Regions from separate parts of the Homo sapiens genome. Here region 1 is linked to region 2. Evidence: read pairs that join two places in POLR2A ChIA-PET (ENCODE). Cell type or tissue: OCI-LY7. All regions are shown on one strand. Each heading gives the region's core, and the rest is flanking DNA. Links, peaks and the distances in the headings are about the cores only.

Region 1 (4,395 bases), core at 210-4,209, 130 kb after region 2:
GAGGCCGAGGTGGGTGGATCACCAGAGGACAGGAGTTCAAGACCAGCCTGGCCAACATGGTGAAACACCCTCTCTACTAAAAATACAAAAGAATTGGCCGGGTATGGCGGTGCGTGCCTGTAGTCTCAGCTACTCAAGAGGCCGAGGCGGGAGAATTGCTTGAACCCAGGAGGCGGAGGCTGCAGTTAGCCAAGATCGCACCACTGCACTCCAGCCTGGGCAACAGAGGGAGACTCTGTCTCAAACAAAACAAAACAAAACAAAAAACTGTAAGTCACTTATTTTAGCTATCTTTTTTGGGTAGTTTTATTTTAAAATCTAAGTCTTGGAACTTGTGATAAAGTTGAGCCTTACATATATTAAATTTTAAACCAGAACTGTATTTAGCTTTGTTTTAGCTTTGAAGAAGTTATCTATCTTTCACCATGGAAAGAGAAGCTGTACTATCAAAATAGCTCCTCCCCGCTCTCTGCTAAGTGAAAATGTGAAATCTCCCAGCTGACTACTTTCACCTGCATAAGTAATAATTTCCTTCTCTCCTTCTCTCTTCTCTCCTTTCTGTGTAGGGGGACAGAAGCCATATATATATATATATATATGCACATACAGTTTAGCTGTGTTTGGTAGTCAGAAAGACTAGTGACTAATTTCAGAGGAGATAAAATAAGAAGCTCTCATATCTTAAAAAAAAAAAGTCAAATGTGAGTCTTGATTGTCCTAGGAAACCCCCATTTTCAGGTCGGTGGTTTCTAATGATCTTCTCATCTTCCACGAAGCTTGGTCCAAAGGAGCCACATCGCTGAGGACTTTTGCTCTTCCCTCTTTGGAGACAGAAGCAAACAAAGAGACTATGATTTCCTTTTTTCTTGAGGGATCACCTTTTACAATATTTGCTCTAAATACATACTCCAAATCATAAACCTGAAACCAGGCACAGTGGCTCATGCCTGTAATCCCCACACTTTGGAAGGCTGAGGCGGGAGGATTCAGTGAGCTCAGGAGTTCAAGACTGTCCTGGGCAACACACGGAAACCCCGTCTCTACTAAAAATCAAAAAAATTAGCCACGTACAGTGGCATGCACCTGTAGTTCCAGCTACTAAGGAGGCTGAAGCAGGTGTATTGCTTGAGCCCCAGAAGTCGAGGATGCAGTGAGCTGTAATTGCACCACTGAACTCCAGCCTGGTCAACAGAGTGAGACACTGTCCCAAAAAAGAAAAATCATACACCTGGTCTAATTTTGATCAAAGGTTTTTTTGAGCCTTACTATAGGAATAGGCATTTCATTTGTTATATAACATATCATCGAAGATCTTTCCTTGCCAATCTGTCCAGGAGGACAATCTGTGTAGTCATTTGCCCTACGGCGACACAGGCAGCCTGAAACGTGCCTGGTGGAAATTCCTACACTACAGAATGGCATTTTGCTGCTTGCTGAAAATAACTTGTAAAGAAGAGCTGGTTCCAGATGTTTGTGGGTGAAACACGTTGAAAGCCATCTCCGAAAGCCTGCAAAATGATTTGCCTGCGAAGTGGACCACTTCGTCTTTGGGTGAAAAGAGGAAATTATTATTTACCCCTAAGGCCTGGGAAGAGTTTTTATTTCAGCTTGTCTCATTTTTGGATGCTGGCAGATGGGAAAAGCCAACAAAATAAATTGGCCGAGGTTGTTGCAATAGGTCACAAAGCTGGGGACATCTGATGGGTGAATTAATGTTACTGTCAGTTGCTTCTCTCTCCCTGACCACTCCTGTCACTTGGAAAAACACGGTAAAGATAAATTAACCCAGGCAGTGCGGAGCTGGCCATGGCCAATTTATAGTCACGTGAGCTCAGGGCCTGCTGCTGGCTCACTGCCATTTCAGCCTCCTTAGTAAGATCTTTTTTTTTTTTTTTTGAGACAGAGTCTCGCTCTGTCACCGAGTCTGGAGTGCACTGGTGTGATCTCGGCTCACTGCAATGTTTGCCTCCCAGGTTCAGGCAATTCTCCCATCTCAGCCTTCTGAGTAGCCGGGACTACAGGTGTGTGCCACCATGCCAGGCTAATTTTTGTATTTTTGATAGAGATGGGGTTACACCATGTTGTCCAGGCTGGTCTTGAACTCCTGAGCTCAGGCCATCCGCCCACCTCGGCCTCCCAAAGTGTTGGGATTATAGGTGTGAGCCACCTCACCCAGACTAGTTCTTTTTTTTTTTTTTTTTCTTTAATGGAGTCTCGCTCTGTGGCCCAGACTGGAGTGCAATGGCGCGATCTCAGCTCACTGCAACCTCCGTCTCCCGGGTTCAAGTGATTCTCCTGCCTCAGCCTCCTGAGTAGCAGGGATTACAGGCACCCATCACCATGCCTGGCTAATTTTTGTATTTTTAGTAGAGACAGGGTTTCACCATGTTGGCCAGGCTGGTCTAGAACTCCTGACCTCAGGTGATCCACCTGTCTCCGCCTCCCAAACTGCTGGGATTACAGGCATGAGCCACCACACCTGGCCTCTTTTTTTTTTTTTTAGACAGGGTCGTGCTCTGTCACTTGGGCTAGAGTGTAGTGACACAGTATCAGCTCAGTGCAACCTCCACCTCCTGGGCTCAAGCAATCCTCCCACCTCAGCCTCCCAAGTAGATGGAACTACAGGCAAGCCCCACACGCCTGGCTAATTTTTGTATTTTTTGCACAGACAGAGTTTCGCCATGTTGTGTAGGCTGGTCTTGAACTCCTGGGCTCAAGCGATCTGCTCGCCTCAGCCTCCCAAAGTGCTGGGATTACAGGTGTGAGCCACCGTGTCTGGCCAGCAAGTTCTTTTGTCATGGCAAAATGAAACCAAGTTGAAAACTGAAAAACAAAGCAGGGGGGAAGTGTGGTCCTTGCTGGTGGATTGTTCATTGTCATTAGCAACCCACTTTTGGTCCAGATTGATATCTGAACAGTAAAAGTGTCTGGTTATTATTGAACGGGTTGCTTTGTGTGCTGGAAAATGTGAGTCAGACCCCGGAGGGGAAATTCAGCCCCACTGAGAAGTCAAGCATGGTGTCAAGCCAATGAGAAAAGGTCAGTAAATTTCTAGACTTTTCTTTCACTGTACTATATTCAGGAAACTGGAATGGGAAGTTAAAATTCCAGCCTAGGCATAATCGTCACTGATATTTAAGAGACAGAAAGAAAATTTCCCAACTCTTTGAAGGAAGCTTTGCAAACACAGCCTGATCTCTTTATGTGGAAATGGTCCAGGTAACAGTGTGGACATTTGGAGAAGGTGACGCTCTGTTTACTAAGAGGGCAGGGGGCCAGGTGTATTTTAGGACCCTCATCTATGTGATCTCAGACAAGTTGCTGAGCTTTGCTGAGCCTCAACTGCATTGGATGGTTTTAGCTCTTAAATCTTTTTTTTTTTTTTTTTTTTTTGAGATGGAGTCTCACTTTGTCATCAAGCTGGAGTGTAGTGGCGCAATCTTGGCTCACTGGAACCTCCGCTTCTGGCCTTTAAGCAATCCTCCTGCCTCAGACTCCTGAGTAGTTGGGACTATAGGCACATGCCACCGCATCTGGCTAATTTTTGTATTTTTAGTAGGGACAGGGTTTCGCCATTTTGGCCAGGCCAGTCTTGAACTCCTGACCTCAGGTGATCCACTCACCTTGGCCTCCCAAAGTGCTGGGATTACAGCCATGAGCCACCTCGCCCGGCCTAGGTCTTAAATCTAAGATATAAAACAATCTGATACTATGGCTCCATGTTCCTATTGGGTAAACCAGGACTCCCCAGAAAGCCACGGAATTACCTTTAATGACAGATTACAAACAAAATAATACTACAGTAACAACTTGTCATCATGTACCTTCTGTGTGTGCCAGGCTTTCCTCTCACAGCCACATGGCAAGGTAGGTATTGTGACCTTTTTACAAGCAAGAAGATTGAAGGTAAGGGGCTAATCCACCTGGGCTGTGATTTATTTATTTATTATTATTTTTTGGATACAGGTTCTCACTCCTGTCGCCCCAGGCTGGAATGCAGTGGCACAATCTCAGCTCACTGCAGCCTTGACTTCCTGGGCTCAGGCAATCCTCCCTCCTTAGCCTCCTGAGTAGCTGGGACTACAAGCACGCACCACCATGCCTGGCAAATTTTTTTTTTTTTTTGAAACGGGGTGTTGCTCTGTCACCCAGGCTGGAGTGCAATGGTGTGATCTTGGCTCACTGCAACCTCTGCCTCCCAGGTTCAAGCAATTCTCCTGCCTCAGCCTCCCGAGTAGTTGGGATTACAGGCGCACACCACCATGCCCAGCTAATTTTTGTATTTTTAGTAGAGACAGGGTTTCACCATTTTGGCCAGACTGGTCTCGAACTCCTGACCTCAGGTGATCCCCCCACCTCAGCCTCCCAAAGTGCTGGGATTACAGGTGTGAGCCA
Region 2 (4,395 bases), core at 183-4,182:
GTATATAAATATAAATATATATATATATAAATATAAACATACACATTGCATTATTTGCTTCATTTGTTTAATTTTTTTTCTGGAGAATCTGAAAGTAAATTACAAATAACCACTGCAGCTTACATCTCAAAAAAAAAAAAAAAAAAGACGTTTTCCTACATTGCTACAATCTTACGATTTCATTGCTGATGTTTGAGAGGCTGGCTTCAGTAGAGTGGTGGAAGTAGAAACTGGATTTTTCCTGACAAATACACATTCTTCAAAAACACATACACTGGGGTTGATAGTAAAATTAACACTACTACTTGTATGTCTTTTGTAATTTTTGGCTTGACTAGAACTGGATAATTTTGTGTATAATAATACTTTCAATTAATAATAGTTTTTAAAGCTTATTGATCTTTTATATCTTCATGAGCACCCTGTGGTCTTTGTGTCTGTGACCCAGGCCCACCCTCCCTACCTGAGTGACTTATTCTTACCTGGAACCCAAGCTTCTGACCACAGAATTAGCGCTCTCTTCCACTGTATCAGTTTTCTCACTCATTGTCTCTTATGTTTCGAAAGAGTTGCCTCAGTTGAGGAATAGCCCTGAAGCCTGTCCTTTCTTCCTCGTTTTTCACTGCTGCTGCCTTGTTGGAATCCTCCTCTCCTGTCTCAACTATCACAGTAGCTTTCTTTCTAATTGGTCTTCTTGCTTCTACTTTCTCCTGTCTGATGGGCAATCTGCTGCTTAATCTATATTTTATACTTTTACAGGTGTATACATTTCCAAATACTCCGACTGTCTTCATTCAAGACCATGGTATCATGGGAAATCTGGTTATGTTGTAATTTTTAATATAATTAAGGTAAAGCTTAAATGTGCTGTTACGTGATTTCCTTTTAAAGTTTAAGGTTATCTACCTTTGATATTCTCTGTAGATATTAGTTGAACATAGTTCTCACCAAAGTTAGCTATCCAAATTCAGGAAAAGCAAAACTATTTTTCCTTTTCTTTAAAAAGAAAACTTTGATTCATTTACTAGATTGTAAACTTTTTTTTAACTTCAAAAATAATAAAAGGGTATGCAGGGAAAAATCTTCCTCTCACCTGTCAGAGCTACTTTTTAAATATGAAATAAGAGAAAACAAGTAGCTGCTTATAAGGTGATGTGATTACACTTATAAAAGATGAATTTAGAAAACAACATTCATTGTCTAATTTAAATGGTCAATAGAATCTTTATTTTCTTTCTCCATAAGACATCCAGCTTCACAGCTTCATGTGCTACCTAGAACTGATGATGCCACAAATCCTTAAATGTCCTAAATGGTACTGTTAAGTGAATCGTGCAATTAGAATTTTCACCCAAACAGAAGGGAAACTGATTTTAGATGTGATTGGGCTTCTTGAGGACATTTCTGTGGTCTCGTTTTATTGTTTTTTTTTTTAGCTTTGTTACTATCTTAAATTCTTTGGTTATCAGCCTAGCACTAAATGACCTTTAATTAAAAAAAAAAAAAAAACAAGAGCCTGTGAATTCTTAATATTGTAAAGTTTGTTCTCAAAAAAGCGGAGGGAGAGGCCAGGCTCTGTGGCTCATGCCTGTAATCCCAGCACTTTGGGAGGCCGAGGCGGGTGGATCACCTGAGGTCAGGAGTTTGAGACCAGCCTAGCCAACATGGCGAAACCCTGTCTCCACTTTTTATACTAAAAGTATAAAAAAATTAGCCTGACGTGGTGGCGGGTGCCTGTAATCCCAGCTACTTGGGAGGCTGAGGCAGGAGAATCACTTGAACCTGGAAGGCGGAGGTTGCAGTGAGCCAAGATCACGCCACTGCACTCCATCCTGGGTAACAAGAACAAAAAACTCTGTCTCAAAAAAAAAAAAAAAAAGTGGTGGGGGAGTAACATTGCTTTGAGGTACAATCACTAGTTTTCCTCCCTTAATCTTTCTTTTCTTGCTCTGCGATGAGTGCTGCAGAAAGTATGCCTACTAATGCAGATAATAAGCATTTCGTTTTTTACTTAGATTATGCCTCAGCCTTGATTTCTTGCCACTAGCTGGAGATTGCTGTTTTGGCCTCTGTGCTCTCAATCTTCATTTTATTTCACAAAATCGAGCCGCACCCAGAACCATAAAATGTTTGATGAGGAGATGGTAGAGATGATTGGTTACTGATAAGTACTATTTACATTTTTTGGCTTGGTGGTTTGGCCTTTGGTGGGTCTGTAAATGAAGAGGCAGGACTTAAACAACAACAAAACATCTTCTTTTTTAAAAAGTAACTATATTCTTCTTATAAAAATTAAAATTGCCTATAGTCCCATATCCCATTTTGATATAAGTTAATAACATCTTGTGAACATTGTCTTATGTCATTGTATTATTCAAAACAGCTTTTAAAATCATTGCATATTTCATCATAATGGTAAACTTGGCTTACTTGCTTTTTATTTTTTTGTTTGTTTGTTTTTTGAGACAGAGTCTTGCTCTGTTGCCAGGCTGGAGTGTAGTGACACAATCTCAGCTCACTGCAACCTCCACCTCCCGGGTTCAAGCAATTTTCCTACCTCAGCCTCCCAAGTGGCTGGGACTACAGGCGCGCGCTACCACACCCAGCTAATTTTTTTGTATTTTTAGTAAAGGCAGGGTTTCACCATGTTGGCCAGGATGGTCTTGATCTCTTGATCTCATGATCTGCCCGCCTCGGCCTCCCAAAGTGCTGGGTTACAGTTGTGAGCCACTGTGCCCAGCTGCTTGCTTTTTTCTTTTTTTTTGGAGAGACATGTAACCCTTGATGGAGAGAACTCTGTAATGGAAAATACTGCTGACTGTTCAGCAACCAGGACCAGCTGCCTGCTAAGAACTTTGCTACATATTTGCTCCTTGTTAACTTGCTGGGCCCTGTCATAATAGAAGTATCTCAGTTTATAATTTACAACTGATCATAGTTCAGATTGGAAACTCATCTTTTGAAATTTTAGATTTTGTCCTCTTTTACATTACAGTCACCAAAGAGCCATTCAGTGACCGTAACATAAAAGATGGTGGGCTATAGTTTTTCTTTTAAGGAAATGGCTCTCTTAAATTTAGGGTGATTCGTATATTTCTTTGATATTGTGATAAAAACTATGGATATTTGTCTCAGACGCCCAAATGTCCAAAATTTTTGAGTCCATTTTTAAGGGTTCATGGATAATCAAAACTATTTTTGGCCTTAAGATAATTGTTTTTCTAAGAAGTATAGTTCTTAATACAGTTACTGTTAGGGGACACATATCTGCATCCTTGTTAGACTACTTCTAAATGAATCCTAGAGTAAAGGTTATTGCTATTCGAAGGCATCTGATTAGTTTTAATATTTTCATTCTAGGGAAAAGTCAAGTTTGTGTCTGAGAATTATACAACTAACTATACTAAGCCATCTTCTGGCTATGATTGCCACGTGTCTGAAAATACTAACAAGGTTTCTAACAAGACGAGTCATTTTCGTGCCTTTGAACTGAGTCAGGTATAGTTACCTGTGAATGAGTAACACCCAAGATATATTTCTGACTCTAATGTGTTAAATTTCAGGGCTCGGTGGGGTTGAGAAAAACTTGGTACATATGCAGTTCCATAGTGCTACCCTGATAATACTTATTTTTCCTCTTTCAGTATTACTTTTACGAACTTTCAGGCAACACCGTTATTGAACGACCCAGACAGATCTGTCCTTATGTAATTGTAGCTTTTCGATACAGGGAATCTAAAACTATGGCACCACCAGCTCATAAAAGCATGTAAGTAATTATGTGCATGCTTTGTTTTACTGAATTTGTTCCTTTTACTCTTGTAAACATGTTCTTTTTCTTTCTTTTTCTGCTAGACTTGAACGCAGTGAAAATGGTAAGAAATAGTTCATTGATTCTTTTAGGTTTTTTTTTTCTTGAGTAAATGTTTCATCATAAATAATCAGTTTCTTTTTTACCTTCATTTCTTCAGTTCTCATGTCTCCATGGAAAGGGAAATTAATTGTTCAAGACCGTATGCTATGTGATATAGCTCTTTGGTCCACTTACGGTGCAATGATTCCAACACAGCTGTAAGTATTAAATGTTATGTCCTTTACTAATGCTTATATTACAAGTTTTGGGGTTTTTTTTCCTCACCTCATTTCAAGGGTGGCATTGGTGTAAAATACAGCAACTGTTCTTGATTTTAGATGAGGGTATATTTGGGTAAATGTATAGCACACAGGGTATGACATAGTAAACCTAAATTCTAATTTATTAATGGGAAAATGACCTCTTGGGATAAATTAAACTATTAGATACTAGAAATTTGACCTTCCCCAAGAAATAAATCAGATTTGCCTGATAGCAAATATAGCAGATTATAGCCACTTAATCGTATTATTTTTATTAAC

Evidence for each region. ChIA-PET counts read pairs that join two places held together with the same protein. Peaks named below come from ENCODE experiments on the same cell type or tissue, not always from the same donor. Only the 100,000 strongest peaks of a DNase experiment are listed, where the experiment ranks them.
Region 1: POLR2A ChIA-PET joins it to region 2 with 12 read pairs; 8 of 35 experiments call an interaction of 5 or more read pairs at or near these places.

The regions. Positions count from the first base shown.
Region 1 is chr10:5,843,408-5,847,802 of GRCh38, forward strand. No RefSeq gene overlaps it. Among named protein-coding and RNA genes, the nearest start is that of TRV-TAC3-1, 8.2 kb to the right of the region's middle. RefSeq lists enhancers at 583-882, 2,497-2,546, 2,697-2,796. In OCI-LY7, for the core only: no CTCF peak of the experiment used is centred there; DNase peaks (open chromatin) are centred at 484, 1,114, 1,524, 1,844 and 2 weaker places; H3K4me3 peaks cover 2,707 bases; H3K27ac peaks cover 3,671 bases.
Region 2 is chr10:5,716,900-5,721,294 of GRCh38, forward strand. TASOR2 (transcription activation suppressor family member 2) reads left to right here. Exons shown (of 22, transcript NM_001321783.2): 4 at 760-851; 5 at 3,645-3,769; 6 at 3,856-3,875; 7 at 3,972-4,071. The coding sequence starts at 3,744. Among named protein-coding and RNA genes, the nearest start is that of TASOR2, 34 kb to the left of the region's middle. In OCI-LY7, for the core only: no CTCF peak of the experiment used is centred there; no DNase peak of the experiment used is centred there; H3K27ac peaks cover 543 bases.